2 separate regions of the Homo sapiens genome follow, and region 2 is linked to region 1. A link is a loop called in an ENCODE intact Hi-C map of the cell type or tissue named here. Cell type or tissue: ascending aorta. All regions are shown on one strand.

The links. Peaks named below come from ENCODE experiments on the same cell type or tissue, not always from the same donor. Only the 100,000 strongest peaks of a DNase experiment are listed, where the experiment ranks them.
Region 2: it touches region 1 in a loop (3-fold over the local background); 8 of 110 quality-filtered maps call a loop at or near these places.

The regions. Positions count from the first base shown.
Region 1 is chr6:71,345,921-71,353,920 of GRCh38, reverse strand. No RefSeq gene overlaps it. Among named protein-coding and RNA genes, the nearest start is that of MIR30C2, 27 kb to the left of the region's middle. In ascending aorta, a CTCF peak has its summit at 4,383 (motif pointing right); a DNase peak (open chromatin) is centred at 6,698; H3K27ac peaks cover 2,137 bases.
Region 2 is chr6:70,703,393-70,711,392 of GRCh38, reverse strand. All of the region lies in intron 1 of SMAP1 (small ArfGAP 1), which reads right to left. Among named protein-coding and RNA genes, the nearest start is that of SMAP1, 40 kb to the right of the region's middle. In ascending aorta, a CTCF peak has its summit at 4,677 (motif pointing left); no DNase peak of the experiment used is centred here.

The sequences.
Region 1 (8,000 bases):
TAAATATAAAAAGTAAAACTATGCAAGTACCAAAAAGAAAAAAAACACCCCATGAGTGAATTCTTCTGAAACCAGTGTATAAGGAAAAGCTTTCTAAGTGTGACTACGGTCCCATACACAATAAAAGACTGATAAATTTGACTACATAATAAAAATTTTACATGGCCTGAAAAATACCACTAAGTCAAAGACAGCTGACAAACTGGGAGAAAATAGTCACAACATATATCAGATAAAAGGTTAACTCCTTTATTTGAGAACTTTCTAAAAAAAAGGAAAAAAGATCTACAGAAATCCTATAGAAAAAGACCTGTAGAAATCCTATTGAAAGAAACAAAAAGATATAAAAATAGCCCTTGATCACATGAAAATATATGTAATTTTAATCACATAAAAATGTAAATTAAAACTACATTGAAATTCCATTTTTCACCGAAAAAGTTGGCAAAAATTCAAAAGCTTGATAACACATTCTGTTGACGAGACAGTGGAGAAACAGCAATGCCATACTTGCTGATGGATAGGTGCAACTCCTCTGGAGAGGAATTTAGCCATCTATAAGCAACTATCTATGCCCAAATCTCATCACAGAAATCCCTCTATGAATTTATTTTAAATGTATATCTTTAATAATATGAAACTATAAAAACATAGGTATTAAGTTATTCATAGAATACTGTTTATAATTGTTGAGCATAGAAGATTGGTTGAATAAACTATGGTACATACAGAAAATGGAGTACTATACAGCTGTAAGACAGAATAAGGAGGAACACTATTTACTGTTAGGGAATGATTTCTGGGAGACTTAATTAAGGGGAAAAAAGCAAAATGCAAAAATGTATATATAGTATGCTAACTTTGTGTATAAAAGAAGGGACATTTTTAAAATTTATATAAATGCCTATTTTTACAGAAAGGAACACTGGAAGCACAAATCAGAAAACAAGTTAGTTGCCTTTAGGAGTTTGGGGAAATTGGATAGAAGGAATACAGAAAGAAGTGACACATCTCTGATTATACCTTTTTTGTACAGTTTGACTTTTGAAAGCATGTTAATATTCTACATATTCCAAAAATAAAATCAATATGAATAAGAAGGAAGTTCCTTCTTTTTTTTTTTTTTTTGAGACAGAGTCTCGCTCTGTTGCCCAGGCTGGAGTGCAGTGGCATGATCTCGGCTCACTGCAACCTCCACCTCCCAGGTTTAAGCAATTCTCCTGCCTTAGCCTCCCGAGTAGCTGGGACTACAGGTGCGTGCCACCAGGCCTGGCTAATTTTTTGTATTTTTAGTAGAGACGGGGTTTCACCGTGTTAGCCAGGATGGTCTTGATCTCCTGACCTTGTGATCCACCCGCCTCGGCCTGCCAAAGTGCTGGGATTACAGGTGTAAGCCACCGTGCCCTGCCAGAAGGAAGTTCTAAAACTGAAAGCAAACTAAAATACATGAACCTAACTATATTTCAAATAAACGCCACAGCCATACTAAAGGAAAGTAAAGGAAGGAGGAAAGACCAACTAAAGTAACTTATAAATACAGTATCTAACTATATCCCCTCATTCTTGGGGTAGGAGGGGAGGAAGAACTGCAAGCAAATCTCAAAATCTTGGTAGATTTGTTACTGTAATGACATGGGCAAAGCAATTCCAAACCTACTTCAGGTATACCAAAGGGTTGCACAAATGAATAAATGTGTTGATGTGGTTGGAAGTTCTCACTGTGGAAGAAGGGACATATAAATATGGAATGATGGAAGGCAAGAATGTATACTTTGGGAGTGGATTGGAACTGCAGTTTTGATATGAACTCATAATTTCTCAAATATGCATACATTTATGTGCACAGATAGATGCACGTGTATATTTACACATGTCTGTTTATTGATGTGCATGTGTATGCGTATGTGTGTATGTGTTTGTTTATACATATGTGCCTAGATTGCCTAGCTCTCCTTACTGAGAAAGCCAAGAAGCAAAGACCAGAGTAGCCATGAGCAAACCTAACACCCAGACCATGGTCCTCACTAAAAGGAACCAAGGCTTCTAGGAGAAATGTCTGATTCCAGGGTTCAGACGGAGTAGCTTGCTCCTGAGGAAATGGGCTACCTGTGGCATCCAACATTTGTATTCCTCTTCCTTCAAATCCTAGGGAGCCAGCCATAGTTTCTTCCACCTACTATTGATATGGTTATCAGCCAGTTTTCCTGGGCTTCCATGAAGTTTATAGTGATCCTCAGGATATTAAAGAACTTCTACCAATCCCAAATTGTCATTTATTTTTATCCTGTGTTCCTGTGAACACTTTTTTAAAGGCAATGTAAAACTTGGATCTTAATAGCCATCATAGTAAGCTTCCCTTATTTGTAATTGGTTCCACATTTCTACTCCCATATGTTTTTGTCAGACATTATAAATCTGAAAGGTTTTCTAGAACACAAAATAAATGTCAGAAACAGAGGCAACAGCAAATTAAACAGCTTACATTGCAGAATACACTCAGTATAGCATGGATAAAAACTCATTGGTCAAGAGGATTTACAGTGTGAATTTGCTGAAGCTTATTGGCCCTACAAGCTCAATAGCTGACAGTGCAGCTGCCCTCAGAGCATGGGGAAAAATACATCAGAAACAAATGGCACTCTAATAAATTGGCCCTCTAACATCTTCCAGATGTGAACATAACATTTTTACTACCAATAGGATTTGAGTGAAGATTATAGTTTAAATTATCAGCCACAATAGTGTGTCCCAATCCCTGGGGCAACCTACCTGAAGGAGAGTTACCTAGTCACCCAGAATTGCTGCCATCCAAGGCCTTTGGCCTTTACATTTACATGGAGGCAGGTCTGAGCTCTGTTCCAGACAGGCTCAACTTAGTGAAGCAGGGTCCAAGCAGTCACCAAGCAGACAGGCTATGCTTCTTTCCTTGTAGAAGAGTTAGGGCGAGGAAAAGCAACTGAAAGTTATTCTTCCCAGGGTTCAGATAAGGCGTTAACTGCCTAATTTACAGGCCCAAGAAGGACCTGCACGTCATGGCAAATTTTGAGTTCTGTAGTTTTTTTAAGTGTGAGCTCCCAACTTTCTAGCATGCACCTCTTGCTTCTGCTTCACACTGCTAAGCCATTTTTCCCTTTTTTGTATGAACTTTTATGGCTCCTTCTACAGATTAATTCTGGCATAACAGAAGAGGCTCAAATGACTGTATTATAAGACTGAGGCTCACCCAACATCAATCTTAGTTACATGAGCTGGATTATTACCAGTGTTAATGTTTATTTGCTTAATTTGCTTGTCTTTGGATGAAAAGAAAATGGGATACCGAAAGCATTATGGAGGGAAAATAGATTTTCGTCTTCTCCCTCTCTATCCTTGAACTACCTAGTACTGTACTTTCAAGTGGCTTATGGAAAGGATTAAAAGTGAAGGGTGAAAAGACAAATAGGAGCTGTTTCTATTGTCAGCCTCTGAAGTTCCATGAACAGGCTGAAAGTTCAATTGAGGTCTATGAAAAAATTAGGAGATGCCAAAAGGCCAGCAGCCAAGATTTGTGTCTTTGTGCAAGAACTGAATAGCTACCAACAAACTAGGAAATTTTTAAAACCTTGCCAATGATGGAAAAGTCCTATGAAAAAGAGAGTGAGAAAGGGTGAAACATTTCTGAAATAATTAGATTTATGAACTCGTAAAAGAGTGTTCTCTACAGATCCTAGGCCTCTACGCATGTAGATAACTGAAATTTTAAGACTAAGAAATGACATTTTTTTTTTAATGATGCTGTTAGTAATAGTGGTTGAAATGACTCAGAGCTAACTTGGATTACTTTAGTGAAGGGAAGTGACGTGCATAATTATTAGTCAAAATTGAAGTTTACAACAAGCAAATATGTAAATTTGTAAGATGATTCTATTTTTAAGTTAATAACATGACATCTAGAGGATTTTTTTCTCAGTAATAAATTTCATTAATTACATTCAGAAAATAGTGATTGGCCCTTCTTAATTTTCTTATGCTTCTGAATATTTAAATTAAAAATATATCTATTTTGGTCATCTTTTTAAAAAAGATACTAGTCAACATAGTGAAAAAATTCTGGCTGTGTAAAATGAATTGAAACAAATGCCAAAAAGTAGAAATGTTTTTTATAAAGTGGAATTTGAATTTTTAAGATTAAAGTGACAAAAATATGATTAAGGCAAATATGTAGGATTTTATTTACTGGTCAATTTATAAAACATGTAAATGCTTCAAAATGCTTAGTCAATAATAATTTTCTTTTTTATAATTAGAATCTTTATCAGAAATGAATTTATTGCTGGTTATTTCTGTAAGGACGACTTTTCTGTTAAATCAAGTATCTTAACAGAAAGTTGGCTGTAATAACAGAGAAGAAACAGTAGAGGGCACTTTAGTTCTCTGACAAAATAATAGCATTTCTATAACCTTATAAAAATCAGTAAAATCGACAATGAGATTTGAACTACCTAGTGAAGGTTAAACAAAAATGTAAAGCAAGTTCCTCTGCTTCGCATAGTCTAACAAAAGATATTTCAGGTAAATTTCAACTTCTTTCCTTAAGCAATTCACATAAATCAATTGGGTACCATATGAAAAACATGTTCTCAGATCTGCAAATTAGTGGATCCAACATTTCAAGAGAATTTCATTTTTAAAAATCACACAATTATTTGGAAATTGCCTGACTTGTTGGATGCAGTTGACTTAAGTCAATAAATTCTCATTATCCAGGATTTTTAAGAGGCAAATTGAGTACTCTAAATATGTAAGAATTAGCAGTACATAATTGTATATTTCTTGGTCTTAGACATGTTTCTTATTCATAATTTCCTCTAAAATCATCTTTATCATCATTGCCATCACCATCATAATCATCATTTCAAGGCATAGTTGCCACTTTCAAGTATGTTCCACTCTATAATAATTGAATAAAACAATAAATACATGAAAAAGCAAACAATGGAAAAGACATTGCACAGTTAAATCTAAATTGTGTAGTTTAGTTTGTAAATGAACTCAGGCGAATCATTAAAATTCTCTGGGCCTCAGTTTTTACATTTTATAAATGAGATTCCATACTTGACGATGAGACTCTACAACACTGTCATCCATTCTTACTTTGTATATTGTTCTGTCAAATTTGGTCATCTGTGTCCTAGTTCTCAACAGATTTATGGTGTTTCTTAACCTTTTAGAGTTTAAAGACCTACTGGAAAATCTTATAAAATATATGGAGCTTATACCCCTAAAAAATGCTGTAATGTATACCTTACTCAAAATGAGCATTCATTTCAGGAAGTTCGAGGACCTTCAGAAATCAATCCATGGGCTCCACAAGCACTGTATCAAGAGGCATTCGAGACCAGTCTGGGCTAGAGGGTGAGACCCTGTCTTTATGAAAAAAGAAAAAGAGAGAGAAAAATGAATATTTGATAGAGGCACAAATCATGCAGTTCCCACATATTTGGGGGTTATTCCTAGAAATTTCGTGTGCTGTTGTTGGGTAAAGATAGGCAATGAGGATGGAGAGGGAGGTAGGCCATATCCAGCAATTTTGGACTTTATGAAACAAGAGGAAGTAAACTGGAGTGTTTAAACATAAAGGTGGCCAATATGCATTTTGGACAGCAAAATCAGAAAGTAGAATGTGAAATAACTGGAGAAGAAAGACAGGAAGTGGGGAAAACATCAGTTTGTCAGCACAATAATCTGGGTTGGAAATAGTGAGAGCCTATTTTAAAACCTCTCCAACATTAAGGATGTTCCCTTTTCTAAGATAGGCCTACTTTGATTCTGTATAAAAAATAATAAGACAAAGTTTTCAAGCACTAAGGGACACTTTGAAATTAGCCAAACGTTTGTTCTGTAATTCCTTTTGTTTTTTACTCAAGGCAACAGTTAGATGTTAGCAACCTTGCTTTTGTACCCTTTTGTCTACATAGGGTATATCAAAAGCTTAAGCAGCCTAGGAGCCACTGAGGAGATGTGGCAACTCCTCCTGAATAGGAAGATATGGAGGGCTTTGCTCACCATGCACATCCAAGTTCAGTGACAGGTGTTCTAACTACTTTTATTACCTCCCTTGGGGCAACAAGGGTGGCAGAAATGATTGACCACTCATATTGTCATTTAAGGCTGGACCCAGGTGGAAATGCCTCTCCATTCTCTAGTAGCCAGATTAAAATGAGCAAGCAAAATTTCTGGATAGGGAGGTTTATCACAGGATTTTAGTGAAAATTAAATGCAACATATATAACTTTATGTATAGATTGTCTTCTAGGAAATTTGTAGACAGATCCTGTTACTGCCTTACATTACCAAGTCCATTTGTTTTCTATAAGAGAGGGAAAATATCATTAATTTGATGGCTAGGATGAGATAGAGATGTCCTCATTCTATTAAGGGAAATTTAACTAGGAGCCTCCAAAAATAAAGCCAGAAATAAGGCAAGGTCAATGGAGTTGGAGAAAATAGATTAGATTTGAGCATTAGTTTGTTGAGTCCACTCGGACCTTGGCATTTAGTTAGATGTGGGAAGTGAAACTGTTGGTTCTAAACTATCTATAGAACAAAACCCACATCCCTCATTGGAAGCACGTCACGATCTGGCTCAATCCACCTTCTAGCCTCAGGTCCACCCACTGCCCACCTCATGGTCTGTGTTCAGTGGTCACCAGGCTACTAAACACACCATGCTCCTTAATGTCTGTGGGACGCAATGTCCTCTTGAATAAGAATGTCCTTCCCCACGACTGTCCCCCTCTGGTGAAATCCTATGCATCCCTAAACCTAGCCTCAAAGTCACCTTCTCTACTTAAGCCCTTGTTGACTCCCTGTCTACCTCCTGTAGGCAGAATTAACCGCCTCACTCTCTGGGCCACCTCGGACTGTGTTCATATGTATAATGCTCATCATAGTATACAGAGGTGAATATTATTCACATCCGTCTTTCCCACTACACTGTGAGCTCTCAAAGAAAGGTGGTCTAATTCCTTTCATACTCCAAGCTCCTAGCACAACCTTGGCACATAATATGAAATAGAACAATACTTCTTAAAGAAAAGGAGAGAGAGGAATTACAGTCAAAAGGCTGTTGTAATAATCCAGACAGAACGTCTCATACATATGAGCCTATATTATATATAGAAGGTGGGACTGGGAATAGAAATTCAAAATTATTAAAATAGAATAGTAGATTGGATGTGTAATTAAATGTAGGGACTGAGAGAGGAGAAAAACTTGAAGATGATTCTGACCATGTTTTCTGGCCAATAAGACTGAGAGATCCTAGAGGATATTGTAAACATAGGAAGAAGAGGGAAAGGGAAAGGAAGTTAATTTCTGTTCAGACTTTTGAACTTAACATGAAGGGGGATTTTAGAAGATTGTTGTGTATTCAGAACTGAAACTAAGTTCAGGGCTTACAGCATAATCATAGAAACTATGAAGTGGATAATATTGAAGGGAAAAGAACCAATAACTGTATTTGGGGTTTTGTCTCTAAGAAATGGGGAAAAGAAGAGAAGGAAGTGAAAGGAATCTGTTGAGAGAGCAGGTGAAGTGATCCAAGAAAAGGCAGTGCCATGGGAACCAAGAAAGGAGACCAAAAGTGAAGAATGTTGAGTCTGAGCCAGAGAAGGACTGATGGAGCCATTGCCACTGTAGCCTCAGAGAGGGCAGCTTCACTAGAACAATGGCAGCAGAATGCAGATGGAGCCAGCGGGGAGAGGAGGTGAGGAGAGTGAGTGCAGCCTGCTCTCAAAAATATTAATCTTAACAGGGCTGAGGGATCTTGCTATACATCCTATAAATCATTTCTAGTTGTGACCTACATTGTCTTCTAATTGAATGTTGGCTTAATCAAATTTCATTAAAGTTTCAACTGCCCACAGCTACTAAGATAATTTTTGCTTTTTAAATTTAAGACATTAAAAATAGAATCTCTGTATAAGCCTGGGGTTGGGATGGAGAAATAGCTCGATGAT
Region 2 (8,000 bases), 640 kb after region 1:
GCATAATGACCTTTCAATCAATGACAGACCACATTTACAGTAACAGTTCCATGAGATTATTATGGAAATAAAAAATTCCTATTGCCTAGAGACATTGTAATTATTGTGACATCGTAGCACAACAAATTACTAACATGTCTGTGATAATGCTGGTGTAAATAAACCTATTGCACTGCCAGCTGAATAAAAGTATAGCACACACAATTATGTACTTGATAATAAATGACTATGGTACTGGTTTATGTATTTACTATACTTTTTACTGTTATTTTAGAATGTACTCCTTCTACTTATTAAAAAAAGTTAACTGTAAAATAGCCTCAGGTAGGCCCTTCAGGAGGTATTCCAGAAGACAGCATTATTATTATAGGAAATGACAGCTCCATGTGTGTTATTGCCCTTGAAGACCTTCCATGGGATAGGATGTGAAGGTGAAAGAGGGATACTGAAAATCCTGAACCTGTGGAGTCCTAGGCTAATATGGGTGTTCGTGTCTTAGTTTTGAACAAAAAAAGCTTAAAAAGTAAAAAAGCAATAATAATAATAGACAAAAGCTTATAGAATAAGGATATAAAGAAAATGCCTTGTATAGCTGTACAACGTGTGTCTTAAACTGTTATTACAAAAGAGTCAAGAAGTTTAAAAAATTTTTGAAGTTTTTAGATAATAAAAAGTTACAGTAAGCTAAGGTTAATTTATCAAGAAATTTTTAATATCAATTTATTCTAGCCTAAGTGTACAGTGTTTACAAAGCCTACAGTAATGTCTTACACCTTCACATTCATTCACTATTCACTCACTGACTTACCCAGAGCAACTGCCAATTCTGCAAGCTCCAATCATGGTAAGTGCCCTATATGTGTATGCCGTTTACCCTTTTTTTTTTTTTTTTTTTTTTTGAGATGGGAGTCTCGCTCTGTCACCAGGCTGGAGTGTGCAGTGACGCAATCTCGGCTCACTGCAACCTACGCAATCTCGGGTTCAAGCGATTCTCCTGCCTCAGCCTCCCGAGCAGCTGGGACTACGGGTGCATGCCACCATGTCCAGCTAATTTTTGTATTTTTAGTAGAGATGGGGTTTCACCATGTTGGCCAGGATGGTCTCTATCTCTTGACCTCATGATCCGCCCACCTCAGCCTTCCAAAGTGCTGGGATTACAGGCGTGAGCTACCACACCCAGCCTGTTTTTTATCTTTTATAGCAATTTGTACTGTACCTTTTCCAGGTTTAATTGTTTTGATATATAAACACTATGTGCTACAATTGCCTACAGTATTCAGTACAGTAACAGGCTGTACAGGTTTGTCGCCTAGGAGCAATAGGCTATACCATGACAGCCTAGACACAGAGACAGCTAGTTTGTGTAAGTACACTCTATGAGTCTCCCACAATGACGAAATCACCTAATGACTCATATCTCAGAATTTATCCCCATCATTAAGTAATGAAAGACTGAAGTTAGGAATAAATTTAACCAGGGAATGAAAGATCTACACACCGAAAACTATAAAACACTGATTAAAAAAAAAATTGAAGACACAAATGGAAAGATACCTTGTGTTCATGAATTGGAAGAATTATATTATTAAAATGTCCATGCTACCTAAAACAATATACAAACAAATGCAATTCCAATGACATTTTTCACAGAAAAAGAAAAAAACTGTAAAATTTGTATGAAACCACAAAAGGCCCCAAGTAGCCAAAACAATCTTAAGAAAGAAAAATAAGGTTGCAGGCATCACACTTCTTGATTTCAAATCATATTATAGGATGGGTGCAGTGGCTCACACCTATAATCCCAACACTTTGGGAAACTGAGCTAGGAGGATTACTTGTGCCCAGGAGCTTGAAACCAGCCTGGGCAACACAGACCTGTCTCTACAAAAAATTTAAAAATTAACCAGGCACAGTGGCACACACCTGCAGTCGCAGGCTCAGGTGGGAGGATCACTTGAGCAAGGAAGTCAAGGCTACAATGAGCCATGATCGTGCTACTGTATTCTAGCATGGGCAACAGAGCGAGAGCCTGTCTCAAAAGAAAAAAAAAGTATTATAAAGCTATAGTAATCAAAACAATATGGGCATATTGTTTATGGTATGGGCATGAAAATAGACACAGACTAATGAAACAGCATAGAAAGCCAGAAATAAATCCAAGCATATATGGTCAAGTAATTCCTGACAAGCCCGCCAAGAAGACACAATGGCGGAAGTACAGTCTCTTCAACAAATGGGGTTGGGAAAACTAAATATCTAATGCAAAAGAATGAAACTGGACCCTTATACCACACACACACACACACAAAAACCTCCTTAGAAGAAAATATAGGGAAAAGCTCCTTCATACTGGTCTGGACTGATTTTCTAGATATCACAGCGAAAGCTCAAGCCACAAAAGCAAAAATAAACAAGTGGGACTACATCAAACTAAAAAGCTTCTGCAATGCAAAGGAAACAATCAACAAAATGAAAAGGCAGCCTACAGATTGGGGCAAAATATTTGCAAACCATCTCTCTGTTAAGAAATTAATATCTAAATTTTTTTTAAAACTTACTAGCAAAAAACAAAACCAAAAAAACACTTACTTAAAAACGGGCAAAGGACCTGAATAGACATTTTTCCAAAGAAGGCATAAAAATAGCCAATACATATATCAGAAAGTACTCAACATCATTAGTCATCAGATAAATGCAAATCGAAACCACTGTGTAATATCACTTCACACCTGTTAAGAAGGCTATTATCAAGAAGACAAGAGATAACAAGTGTTAGAAAGGTGTAGAGAAAAAGAAACCCTTATATACTATTGGTATGAATGTAAATTGGTACAGCTATTATGGAAAGGAGTATGCAGATTCTTCAAAAATTTAAAAATAAAATTACCATAGGCCAAGCAATTCCTCTGATTTCCCTAAAGGAAATGAAATCAGCACTTCATAGAGACATCTGGACTCCCATGTTCATTGCAGCATTTTTTCCCAATAGTTAAGATGGAAATGACCTAAGTGTTTGTCCATCAACGGATGAATGAACAAAGAAATTATGGTGTATACATACAATGGAATATAATTCGGCCTTGGGGGAAAAAGGGAGAACCCACCACTTGAGACAACAGGGATGAATCTGGGGGACATTATGGTTAGTAAAATAAGCCAGATATAGAAAGAAAAATATTGTATAATCTCACGTATATGTGAAATCTAGGGAGAAAAGTAAACAGAAACAGAGAGTAGAATGATGGTTACCAGGCGCAGGAAAGGAGAGGAAACAGGAAGAGGGAGGTCAAAGGGTACAAATTTACAGCTATGTAAGATTGCTAAGTCTAGAGATATAATGTTCAGCATAAGGACTATAGTTATACACTGCAGTGTTACTACACTGCAATATACTGAAAACTTGCTGAAAGAGTAGGTTTTAGGTACTCCTACCATGCCAAAAATGTTGACTATGGAAAGTGGTGGATATGTTGATTTGTTTGACTGTAGAAATCATTTCACTATATATGTGTATCAAAATGTCATGCTGTACAGCTTAAATACATGCAATAAAAAATAAATTTTAAAGCCTGGCCAACATGTAGACATAGTGAAACCCCATCTCTACTAAAAATATGAAAATTAGCTAGTGTGGTGGCATGCGCCTGTAGTCCCAGCTACTCAGGAGGCTGAGGCAGGAGAATCACTTGAACACAGGAGGTGGAGGTTGCAGTGAGCTAAGATCCCACTACTGCACTCCAGCTTGGGTGACAGAGTGAGACTCTGTCTCAAAAATAAATATAAATAAATAAATAAATGTTTAAAATGTGTTACATTAACAATATTAGGTTTCAGATGTCTATTTTCAAGCTTTTTTAAATGCCAAAATAGTTTGCTTTTGAAAATATGTGTTTAGTTTTCTTTTCGCAAAGGCAACAGTAAAAGACCTTTACTGTTATGTTAATTAACAGATCATGCTCTCAATAGCTTTCAGGCTGACTTTCAACATACATCAATTTTGCCTACCATTCCTTTTAGCTAAAAAAAAAGTTAATGAGGATAATATAAAAGTTTTATTTAGGATTACCAATTTAAGATTAACATCCTTTATTACTGAAATAATAAATCACATTCATGAAAAGAGAAAGAATGGACACAAGTGAATATATTCAGAGATGATGTTTATTTATTTTGTTAAACAAATCAAGCTCAAATGTTCCATGCTTATGTGATCAAAATATGACAAAATCTCATGAATCCAAATTCCAGTACATCATAATTGGAATAAAGTTACTCTAATAGTATAAAACTAACATATAACAAGAGAAACCATTAATGTCAAAAACAGCTGATACATAAAAACTATTGATAAAAATCAAAGAAAAACCCAGAATAAGGAAGGACAAACATATGTGGCAAAATACAAAACAGCTATATTCCTAATCCTAAATTTTATTCTAACATCATTCTAATGACTAATGATTAAATTCCAGAAACTATATTAAACACTGGCTTATTTGATATATCCTGGGGCTATACATTAGCAACTCATTTATTCTACTTCCTCTTTTATTCGTGAATTCTAGATCCCATTATTATTTGACCATACATTCATGCCAAAAATCTAACAATACACATAACACAAAATAATTCAGAAAATGGTGTGGGCATCTTAATTTGGATTAATAGAGAGCGCCATCTGGTGGTACAACGAAAGTTTAATATATTTTTTCATTTGTTTAAAGGCATGTATTAAATACAAATAGGGTTATGCAATTCTTAAAAATTTTTAATTATGCAAACATTTTAAGTGTACAGAAAAGCAGAGAGAAAATCTGCCAATAAAACAACCAAAAATATGAACTCACTTTACCTCTTTAACCTCTGTATAACATGATGGTTTACCAGATCATCCAGAGAGCAGCCAGATAAAAGTATAATATGCCAGTTTACTAAGGTATGTCTGTTCCATATGAAACCATGAAAAAAGACAAGTTCAAAAAATGCATTATTAACAAACACGATCTTCACTAAAAACAAGAAGTTAGTTGACTGGTTTTAACCAGTCAAGATTTTTATCTTAAGATTTTAAGATAGTTGGGGGGAAAGGACTTATTTTTACTGTAAGACTTAATTTTGTTGTTTCTCTTGTATCATATAAAACAAAAACCAGAGCAATAAACCCCAATAATAAATGTTTCTCTAAAAAAATCAAAATAGGATCCACCAACTTCGTTGTCAAAAACCTTGACATATCATGAGGCCAAAATAGGAACAGAATGATAAAGTTTGGTACCTCTCTTTCCCTTTCGGTGTTTCTAATTATCCCATTATCCAAAACTTTCTTCTCTTCCTAACCACCAAGTGCTGTCATTCTGCCCCATTCAAGCCTTCATTTCTTGGTAGAAATGCCAAACTGTCATACCTTACACAATCATAATGGACTCTGAGTTCATGAAGTAGTTACACACTAAAGGCAGTATAACAGCTCTTCTACAAAGAACTTGGGTTTGCTTTATCAATCAGACGCTTATGGCTATGGAACTGTAGACAAATTTTATAGGCCTCTCTAAACCTCAGTTTCCACACTAAAAAATAGGCAAAGTTGATCTATACCTTGTAGGGTTGGGGCCTTTGAAATTAAAGGGCGTGAAATACATAAGTACCTGGCACAATAAGAACGCTATACCTGTCACTCCCCTCCCTTTTACTGACAAGGCCATCCTGCCACTCCTTAAACACTTTAAGTAATAGAATGTTTCCTTCTTGCTGTCTACTCCAACTGTGTGCAGTTATATTTGTTAGAAAATTCTCTCTTAAACTGGCAAGAAAATGCCAAGAGTTCAATGAAAAGATCATAATGGCCCCAGCGTGGCGGCTCATACCTGTAATCCCAACAGTTTGGGAAGCTGAGGCAGAGGATCACCTAAGTCAGGAGTTTGAGACCAGCCTGGCCAACATGATGAAACCCCAGCTCTACTAAAAATACAAAAAATTAGCCAGGCATGGTGGCAGGCGCCTGTAATCCCAACTACTTGGGAGGCTGAGGCAGGAGAATCACTTGAACCCAGGAGGTGGAAGCTGCAGAGACCCAAGATCACACCACTTCACTCCAGTCTGGGCAACAGAGCAAGACTCTGTCTTAAAAAAAAAAAAAAAAATCATAATGAACTGAAATAGTTGGAGAAAATTTCATTCAAAAAACACTTCATAAATGCAGTATAACTTTGAACTAGGCCTGGAAAGATGGATGAGATATGGAAGAAGGGAAAAGACTCAGAAGCTTAATTGTTCATTCACTCATTCATTGACTCACTGTCATCAAAAATGTGGTTAATGCTTACTATATGCCAAGAACTTTCTAGTTACTGGGTATCCTCAGGGAAATAAAACAGATGAGAGTCTGCCATCATGAACTACAAATCCCAAGAAAGCAAGACAGAGAAAAACAAGTTAGATATTTGTCTTTGGATGCCTGCCTGTTCAATTAATAGCCCCTTTCAGCTTGAAGTGGAAAAATTAACTAAAATAATAAATGTCTCCATATATTAGAACTTTTGCTTTTTAAAAGTCTTGATATAAGGAGAAGCAGAAACTGATGGCTAAAATGACACTCTGAATTAGATGCAGAGTCCAACTACTTTCTTGTCTTTCAAGCTCACAAATAATGGATACGGTTGACTAATCCCACTTAATGTCTTTGATATCAGTAACAATGAAAATTGCTATATAAAGATTTTTAACAAATACAACTGTGGAATATATTAGCCTTGTTTGCATTTTAGCAGGAAGAATAAACTCAAAGACTAAGGCAAATTCTGTACCAGTTTGACAACAGCAAACTATAATTACATAAACAGATGTTTTCACCATTCTATGAAATGGAAGGAGACGTTATTTGAAACATGAACAATTTAAATAACTTGCTGCAGAATATAACCATTTTAATTTGACTTGAAAAAAAAATCTGTAATATTAGCAGTCAGCAAAATACAATCAAATTTATATATGAAGAGCACAGCACATCACAGGAGATTTCCTCTATAAGTTGATTCAGACTTCAAAGAATCAGGAGGAGTAATGGATTAACTTGTTTTGTATCATTCACTTAGCAGTATCAAGCTTTCATTGGAACAGAAGAGTACTAGTAACATCAATAGTTTTCATTTTCTCCTGTAATTTGTTAATAGCTCTAAAAATTACATGAGGACAGATGTTATAAATAAACTTAAATGTAACTGTTCTCTTCAATGAGCCTAGGAAAAATATAAGTTTCAATAAAAAGAAACAAGGGGTTTAAAAGTAATTTTCTTTTCATGGCTTTTTCTACTAAAATACCATATTGAGTTGTTTTCTAACCAAAATATGAAGGAACAGACGCTGAAATTTGCCCAATCGACTAAAGCAACTTTAAATCCAAACAAAATATATAACACATTGCTGAAGAAACTGGAAATCAAGAGATGGAAAACAAACTAGGTGAGAGCCTTACAATGAACTCAGCTTACTGTCCAGGGAAAGTGTCTAGGCCATGGCAAAGGGAAGATAAATCCAGGGGCAGCCCAGTGGCCTCCCTAACTCCAGGAAATGGATCTAGGAGTTCACAGAGACTAAGGTGGCTGAATTTCATAAGGCAGCATACAAGAGGAGAGAGATGCACAGAGAGAAAACTCCTTAAACATGCAAAAAGTCATCACTGAATATTTAATTGAGTACTGATTGGTGCACGTGTGTGAGGAAACTACAGAAGGTAGGGAAAACCCCACCCAAAACAATTAGAGGAAACTAACTTGAAAACTTTATTATTAATGGATCATCAGATATGGTATTCGAAGAATTTTTGCCTCACTAATGGAAAAATTAATTCTATAAAGTCCTGTAGTCTCACCTAGTAAAGCTTAAAAGCAAGATCTGAAAAAGTCAGGCTATTTCCAAGTAACTTAACTGCATCCAAGAAAAAAGGTCAAAAATATTTATAAAAATACAAAAATATCAGGAACCGATACAATTCCCATATCTAG